Linked DNA regions of Homo sapiens: region 2 is linked to region 1. A link is a contact called in ENCODE Hi-C or POLR2A ChIA-PET data. All regions are on one chromosome and are shown on one strand. The core of a region is the stretch at or near the end of the contact, and the rest is flanking DNA. Distances in the headings are between cores, read along the strand shown. Region 1 holds the start of USP29 (ubiquitin specific peptidase 29). Region 2 has its middle 13 kb from the start of ZNF552.

Region 1 (5,017 bases), core at 2,324-4,823:
ATTACACATTGCACCAAAGTGACAAAGATGAAAGTAATCACTCCAGATCCTAGTTCCGAGAGGTTACTATCTTTAACAGTAGGCAAATAATAAAATCCCAGGTTTTTTGTTTTTTCTTTTGAGACGGAGTCTCGCTCTGTCACCCAGACTGGAGTGCAGTGGCACGATCTCGGCTCACTGCAAGCTCCGCCTCCCGGGTTCAGGCGATTCTCCTGCCTCAGCCTCCCCAGTAGCTGGGACTACAGGCGCCCGCCACCATGCCTGGGTAATTTTTTGTATTTTTAATAGAGACGGGGTTTCACCGTGTTAGCCAGGATGGTCTCAACCTCCTGACCTCATGATCCGCCCACCTCAGCCTCCAAAGTGCTGGGATTACAGGCGTGAGACACGGCGCCTGGCCAATCCCAGGTATTTTTTCTATGCAAATATACAGAAGGCTGGATGGATAAACAGATAATACATGTAAATACTTAAATTAGAATGTGGCCCAGGAGAACATGAACTCCATGAGGTCAGGGATTTTTGTTGGCTAGGTTCACTTCCACATCTCCTGTACCTAGAGTAAGGTTTCTCAGCCTGGGCACTACTGACATTTGGGCTGGATAACTCTTTTTGTAGGAGATTGGGGTGGGTGGGGAGCGTGCCATCCACTGCACTGTAGGATGCTGAGTAGTGTCCTTGGCCTCTACCCTGGCAGAAGCATCCATGTGACAACCAAAACTGTCTCCAGACATTGCCAATTGTCCCCTGGGGGCAAAACTGCCACCAAGTGAGAATCACTAACCTAGAAAAGTGAGTGTTCAATACACAATAAGTGCTTGTTAAATGTATTACACAACCGGAAAATGATGTAAGGGCAAGTTAAAAAGTAATGCAAACTGGCCGGGCACAGTGGCTCATGCCTGTAATTCCAACACTTTGGAGGCCGAGGTGGGCAGATCACCTTGAGGTTGGGAGTTCAAGGCCAGCCTGGCTAACATAGTGAAACCCCGTCTCTACTAAAAATACAAAAATTAGCCAGGCGTGGTGGTGGGCACCTGTAATCCCAGCTACTAGAGAGGCTGAGGCAGGAGAATCAATTGAACCCAGGAGGTGGAGGTTGCAGTGAGCCTAGATCCCCGCCATTGCAAGTCAGCCTGGGCAACAAGAGCAAAACTCCATCTCAAAAACAAACAAAAAAAAAAGTAATGCAAACTCATCTGGGTTTTGGTCATGTCCTGCATCTCCTGAGGAAGGGCAGAGGGCTGAGGAGCAGTCCTTGGGAAGCACAAACATGTGAGAATCCAGGTTGGCTCTATGCCCTACCCAGTAACGTAGCCCCAAATCTCTGCCTTAGCTGACATGGGGGCACACTGAAGTCTTGTGAAGGGTAGAAGGGACCATGTTGAGGCAGGGACAACCTTGCCTACAGGTGATTCAGGTAATCCCACAAGTTCAGCCACAGAAAACAAGCATGACCATGTGCAAAGACTTCCACGAGACCACTTGTCACAGGGTTGTTTTAATTCAAGCAACATCAACATACACCAGAAACTTGTGAAGAAAATTATGGCACATTTGTATAACTTCAGTGTCAAGAAGCCAGCGGTATTTTGCAGATAATGCAAGGTCTGTAGATCGAAAATTAAGTTGGGTGTCTTCCTTTAGTGTACAAACACCTTGGATGTTTGAGGAAATCCAAAGACAAGGTTCTAGGCATTTTATACGTGTTAACTCATGTATTATGTTAATTCTCACAATAATCCTTTGGAACTAGTACGATCACCATCCCTGCCTTATTGAGGAGGAAATGGGGTACAGAGAGCTTAAGCAACTTGCCAGTGTCATGCAGCAGGGAAGCGCTGGAGGCAGGGCTCCAACCCACGCAGCCTTGCTGCATGTTTGTGGAATGAACACAGGACTCAGGCACACAACCATCTGGCTGAGGCTCCATGAGCAGCCAGGAGCCTGGTCCCAATGCAGTCTCCTTATAGGCACAAATGGGGTGCCCCTTGAGACAGGAATAATAAAGGTGGTCACAGGAGAACGGAAAATTCCAGGCAACAGTTTCACATGACTAGCAAAGGAAACCGTTGAAATCGCTGCGTAAGCTAGGGGCGGATAAGACTCTGAAAACCAGGGTGTGGGCCAAGCTGGCTAAAGCCGACTGGACCCAACATGGTGCTGGATTCGACCCGTTTCACCTAGGACCTCTCATTATGTGCTCATTAACATACTAAGTCACACACCCACTGTGACAGCTCTGGGGAACACCCGTATTTAGTATAAAAATGTGTGGCACCGCAGTACCAAGAAATGTTTACCTTTTTCCAAGAATCTTCATGAATATTCCACCCCTTGGTTAAATAAATATTTAAAGGTAGCTCCAAACCCCGCTGGGCGTGATGCTCTGTGGTATGCCTGCACTTTTCTTTCTTCAGTACGTACTTATTCCCGTCGCAATGAATCTCCACACTTTGTTCTGCTCATCCATGAATTCCTTCTCACGACAGTGTCAAGAGCCTGGACACCAGTCAGGGTCGAGGCCTCACCAGCATCTTGGGGCCTCACTGGGCACAGACGCGTGAGCGCCCGGCCTGCAGACCTGACTCTGGCAGCCGCTCAGGCCCTCAGAGGGAGAGATGGAAGCTGGCAGGACGCAGTTGCTACCGCGCGGACCCGGCCCCCGACCAGCCTTGGCCCCTCGCGCGCCGGGACAGGGCCACAAATGACTGCACCTGGGCTTCGCTGGCCCAGGCACCACGCGACTCTAAGCGCGCCCAAAGCGACCCTCTGCGCAAACTACCCCCGGGGACGACGTCACCCGTGAGGTCCCGCGGCGCCTCCTCCTAAAGCTCGGCTGGGAAACCGTCCGCTTCCCCAAGACTTGGGGGCTTGTGGCCGAGTTGTTTTAGTTTTCCTGTAGGATTCACGGGTGGCTGAGGCAAACACGCTTGAAGGCCTAAGACTTTTAAGTCTCTTCCGCACCCTCTCTTCTGTCTCTTCCACCTGGAGGATGACCGCTTTTTTGGGGGTTTTGTTGTTGTTTTGAGACGGAGTCTCGCTCTGTCGCCCAGGCTGGATTGTAGTGGCGCCATCTCCGCTCACTGCAACCTCCGCCTCCCGGGTTCAAGCGATTCTCCTGCCTCAGCCTCCCGAGTAGCTGGGATTACAGGCGCCCACCACCATGCCCGGCTGATTTTTGTATTTTTAGTAGAGACGGGGTTTCGCCACGTTGGTCAGGCTAATATCAAACTCCTGACCTCAGGTGATCCGCCCTCCTCGGCCTCCCAAAGTGCTGGGATGACAGGCGTGAGCCACCGCGCCCGGCCGGGATGACTGTTATTAACAATTCCCGGCGTGGTTTCTAGCACCAGCCCACCTACCACACCCCACCTCGCTTGAGGCTGAATGGGTAACAGGATGAACCCGCCCCTGGGCTGGTTTTCTCTGAACCCTAACTCCTGCCGTTACGCCCCACCAGCTCTAGGCCAGGAACTCTATGTGCCCCGGCCACGCTAGAGCCCGTACCTAGACCCGTAGGTCGGGAGGCCTGCGCCCGGCACTGCGCAGACGCAGCGTGCTGTGCCCAGAACTCTTCTGTTCCCAGGAGAATCAGGGGAGTCGGCGCCGGAAGGGGCGGGTCCGAGCTGAGATTTCCAGAGCCATGGGAGCCGGAAGTCCAAGGAACTGTACCTCCATCATGACGACTCCGGTTACGTAAAAACATTCAAACAGAAAATGCTGGCCAGGCTCATGCCTGTAATCCCAGCACTTTGGGAGGCCGAGGCGGGAGGATCGCTTGTGCCCAGGAGTTGGAGACCAGCCTGGGCAACATAGTGAGACCCTCCCCCCACCCATCTCTACAAAAAATTTTAAAATTAGCTAGCTGAGATCATGCCACTGCACTCCAGCCTGGACAACAAAGTGAGACTATGTCTCAAAAAAATTTAAAAATTACCCACGCCTGTAGTGTCAGATAGTCAGGAGGCAGAGGTTGGAGGATGACTTGAGCCTTGGGGATCGAGGGTGTAGTGAGGTATGATCGCACCACTGCACTCCAGCCTGGGCAACAGAGCAAGACCCTGTCTCAAAAACTATATAAAAGAAAAAAGGGCTGGGTCGGTGGCTCACGCCTGTCATGCCAGCACTTTGGGAGGCCGAGGCGGGTAGATCACCTGAGGTCAGGAGTTTGAGACCAGCCTGACCAACAAGGTGAAACCCTGTCTCTACTAAAAATACAAAAATTAGCTGGCCATGATGGTGGGTGCCTGTAATCCCAGCTACTGGGGAGGCTGAGGCAGGAGAATCACTTGAACCCCAGAGGTGGAGGTTGCAGTGAGCCGAGATCACACCACTGCACTCCAGCCTGGGCGACAGAGCGAGAGACTCCGTCTCAAAAAAAAAAAAAAAAAAAAAAAAACAGAAAAAAGGCCGGGCACGGTGGCTCACTCCTGTAATTCCAGAACTTTGGGAGGCCAAGGCGGGCGGATCAGGAGTTCGAGACTGCCTGGGCAACATAGCGAAACCCCGTCTCTACTAAAAATACAAAAAATTAGCCAGGCGTGGTGGCGGGCTCCTGTAATCCCAGCTACTCAGGAGGCTTAGGCAGGAGAATCACTTGAACCCAGGAAGCAGAGGCTGCAGTGAGCCGAGATCACGCCATTAAACTCCAGCCTCGGTGACAGAGTGAGACTCCATCCCCGCTCCGCTCCCTCACCTCCCGCCAAAAAAAAAAAAGAAAATGCACTGCAATAGAAAAATAAAAGTACTACACTTTGGTCAAACAGGGTAACTACTAGAACGTAAAATGATCTTTTTGAAACTATCCACATTTGTTACACGTGTTGAAAATGTAGGATATATATGTTATATATATACTTATATATGTTATATATACTTATATATGTTATATACTTATATATGTTATGTACTTATATATTATATATACTTATATATGTTATATCTACTTATGTTATATACTTATATATGTTATATATACTTATATATGTTATACATACTTATATGTTATATATAC
Region 2 (3,247 bases), core at 748-3,247, 680 kb after region 1:
TAACATAGCTTAGTCTACATTTTTTTATAGTTACCAGAATGATGTGGATTTAAATTCTGCAGCTATTTGATTTTGTGCTTTAAACTTATCGGGCACTTCTCACAGGACCTTAATAGCATTTATGTAAACCTGAGGATTAAAGGACTCATACGTTTTTCTTGGCCTGTGGTGTTTTGTTTTTACCTTTGTAGATTGATGAAATGCCAGGATGAAGGGGATACCCAATTGGATTACAGCACAAGTACTGCTCCAATTATTTGGCAGAGTGTCCAGTAAAGGTCTTCCACTTACCACTATACATTTGTTTGGGGATGGCTAAGCATGGACTGATGGGCAAAGTCTTGGAAAGGCTTGAGCTCTTTCCATCATCGTTTAATGCTTCCAAGGAACACTAAATTTTCCTCCTGACCTGAGACGCACAAAGTAAACTTTGTGCATTCAGCATTCAGCATTCAGAGGTGGAAGCCGGATTGCCATAGGGGGCTGACCTGCAGGGTGTTAAATTTCAGGAAATAGCAGAGAGAGCTCAGTATGTTGGATTATCCCAAGCAATGGGATTTTGAAAAAGAGCCACCATACAGTCCTTATCTGAGTGGAAAGGGGATAATCTGGGATTCTGGCCTACTGTGCGTACAAGTGTAATAATCGCTTTTATTTGAAGTGCTAATGGATTATTTAATCCATTTCAGCCAGGCATTTGCATCTTGATATTTTGTCTTGACAGCGAAGGTCTGTCTGTCTTAGATCTCTTATTTTTACAAGACACCTTAGTTTTACCAGATGTAGGAGCAACTGGTGTGGGATCTAGATCTGAGGCAGCTTAAGAAGGGAAAGATGAGGGAATAATGTGTATTTTTAAAATAACTGGGGGGTCTTTTTTATTTATGTTAATTTTTTTTTTTTTTTTGAGACGGAGTCTAGCTCCGTCACCCAGGCTACAGTGCAGTGGCGCGATGTCAGCTCACTGCAACCTCCGCCTCCCGGGTTCAAGCAATTCTCCTGCTTCCGCCTCCCAAGTAGCTAGGATTACAGGCACCCACCTCCGCGCCCGGCTAATTTTTGTATTTTTAGTAGAGATGGGGTTTCACCATCTTGCCCAGGCTGGTCTCAAACTCCTGACCTCAGGTGATCCACCAGCCTCGGCCTCCCAAAGTGCTGGGATTACAGTCATGAGCCACCACGCCCAGCCTACTTATGTTAATTTTTATACCATAGAAGCGACTAAGGGCGTGTCTAGAGTTCCTTAAGGTGGAGGTGGTGATAAAGAGAAAGACAGGGTTATATTGACAAGGCTGACAGTAAGAAGGGGTAGTCCTTTTAGTGAAATAGATGAGGGGTTTTAGGTCTGCACAAACCTTTTTGTGGAAGTCTAACTTTGCTATTGGGTAGTTTGAGTGATGCAGTCCTATTTACTACAATGTTGCCAGGCAGTAGGAGCAGAAAATTGGTGTCTTGGCTGCAGGTCATTACAACAATGAGTGCTAGGAATAACTGTGTCAATTAAAGGGCTGGGATATAAATATTTGTGTGAAAAGGCTAGCTGCTGTTGATCTTTTACATTTCTACAAGGTATGACAAAGCAAGCATTAAAGGCAATAGTCTGAGTGAGTCAGACTTAGTTACATTAATAACAAAGGAGCTAATAACAGAATAAGAAAAGGAAGCAGTATAGAAGGTATATGAAAATTAATCTTTCTTTAACTTAGTAGGGCTTGATCCTAGTACAGTAACCCATGATTCTGAGAGGAAGATGTTTTCTTGACTTGAGTGTGGTGGGTCCATTTTTTTTTTTCCTCAGCTGTGTGGACGGCAGTCTCAGGGGTTAACAGCGTAAAATAGGGTTCTTCCCAGGCTGGTTTGAGTTTTTTCTTTCTAGCTTTTGATGAGGACGTGGTTTTCAGGCTGGTGCTGGTGTACTGGAAATTCTAGGGGTGGTACCTGTGCTAAAAGACTTTTAGGTCCGAGGGAAGTGAAAGTGGAAGATAAATTAAGTATAGGATTTTTGCTGCATATTCTGGGGCCTTAGGCGTCATGGTGTCACCTCCTGCTCCATTCTTGTTCAGCGCCACCCAGGGGAGGCTGCAGCCCTGCCCCTTCTTAATGTCTTGGCCTTCTTGTGGCCTTCACCACCCTTGCTCACTGTGGCCTTCAGGATGAGGGGCCTTGTGACTTACCTGGCCATCTTAGGGCCTTAAGAAAGCTAAATACCATTGTATATTTGTCAATTTTTTTGTATGATTTTATATCAAATAAGTTAAATTTTATCTTTAGTGGCCAGGCGCGGTGGCTCACGTCTGTAATCCCAGCACTTTGGGAGGCTGAGGTGGGTGGATCTCCTGATGTCAGGAGTTCGAGACAAGCCTGGCCAACATGGTGAAACCCCGCCTCTACTAAAACTAAAAAGTAAATAAATAAATAAATTTATCTTTATATTAATATGCTACTAATATTAAACTTAATTTTAGTAAGATCTTATAGACATTATCTAATTTTAATGTCTGACTATAAGGCAAGACTTTTACAGACTGTTTTTATAATTTTTGTTAAAGAGCACGTTGGTGCTTTAAGAAAAATCTATCGTGCTTTAATTTTAACGTCCAGTTCACAGAAAAACTGGATGACACCCTTTTAACTTTAGCCAATATGTTTACACACAGAATTTGATACCCTCTTAACTTTAGCCAGTATGTTTACACACAGAATTTCCTTGACAATTAACATTTTAAAACTTGCTTAAACCTTTAAAACAAAAAAATTGTCTTAACCTTTAGTGTAGGTAAAAATCCATATTCTTATGCCTCCTTGTAATCTTATTAAAAGTATATTTTATTTTTCTTACATACCTTGTAAACTGTTTAATAATAATTTTATATCCAGGAGGCCTAATTACTTTTAAATTATACAGTATTTATTGCATACATTCCCTTTTATAGCTTTTCTTACGACTTTCACAATCTTCAACATGTCTTAACTTTCTGCCTTCCTTTTACACTATTTTTTTCCTAGTTTCACCTCCTTTGTCTTCTTTTGATTTCTGTCTCTTCCAGTTTCTCTCTTACTCTTTCCTTCTATTTCTTTCTCTCATTTGCACTCTATTTTCCGCTCTCTCATCCCGTTTCCCTTTCTTCTCCGGACTTCTCCCGCTCCTGCCGCAAGCAGGGCTGGGCCACCGCACAGGCCCCGCCCCCGACCCCGCGCTGCTGTTTTTCTTTTTTTTCCCCCTGATTTCCCCTCTTACTTTTTTTTT

Evidence for each region. Hi-C counts contacts between places; a loop is a spot of excess contacts on that map. ChIA-PET counts read pairs that join two places held with the same protein, here RNA polymerase II (POLR2A). Pooled maps may share reads with other maps.
Region 2: POLR2A ChIA-PET joins it to region 1 with 11 read pairs in T-cell. The contact joins the enhancer-like site here to the promoter of USP29 in region 1. A Hi-C loop is called at or near these places in 7 of 50 pooled maps. POLR2A ChIA-PET finds 5 or more read pairs at or near these places in 2 of 52 experiments (AG04449 and T-cell).

What each region holds. Positions count from the first base shown.
Region 1 is chr19:57,116,412-57,121,428 of GRCh38, forward strand. USP29 (ubiquitin specific peptidase 29) reads left to right here and starts at 3,574. Exons shown (of 4, transcript NM_020903.3): 1 at 3,574-3,818.
Region 2 is chr19:57,800,439-57,803,685 of GRCh38, forward strand. No RefSeq gene overlaps it. Among named protein-coding and RNA genes, the nearest start is that of ZNF552, 13 kb to the right of the region's middle. RefSeq lists enhancers at 1,887-1,946, 2,117-2,166, 3,147-3,247 and a silencer at 1,963-2,257. Within about 2 kb of position 1,998, at least 16 of the 41 ENCODE cell types and tissues checked have a DNase peak (open chromatin) inside an H3K27ac peak, as active enhancers do.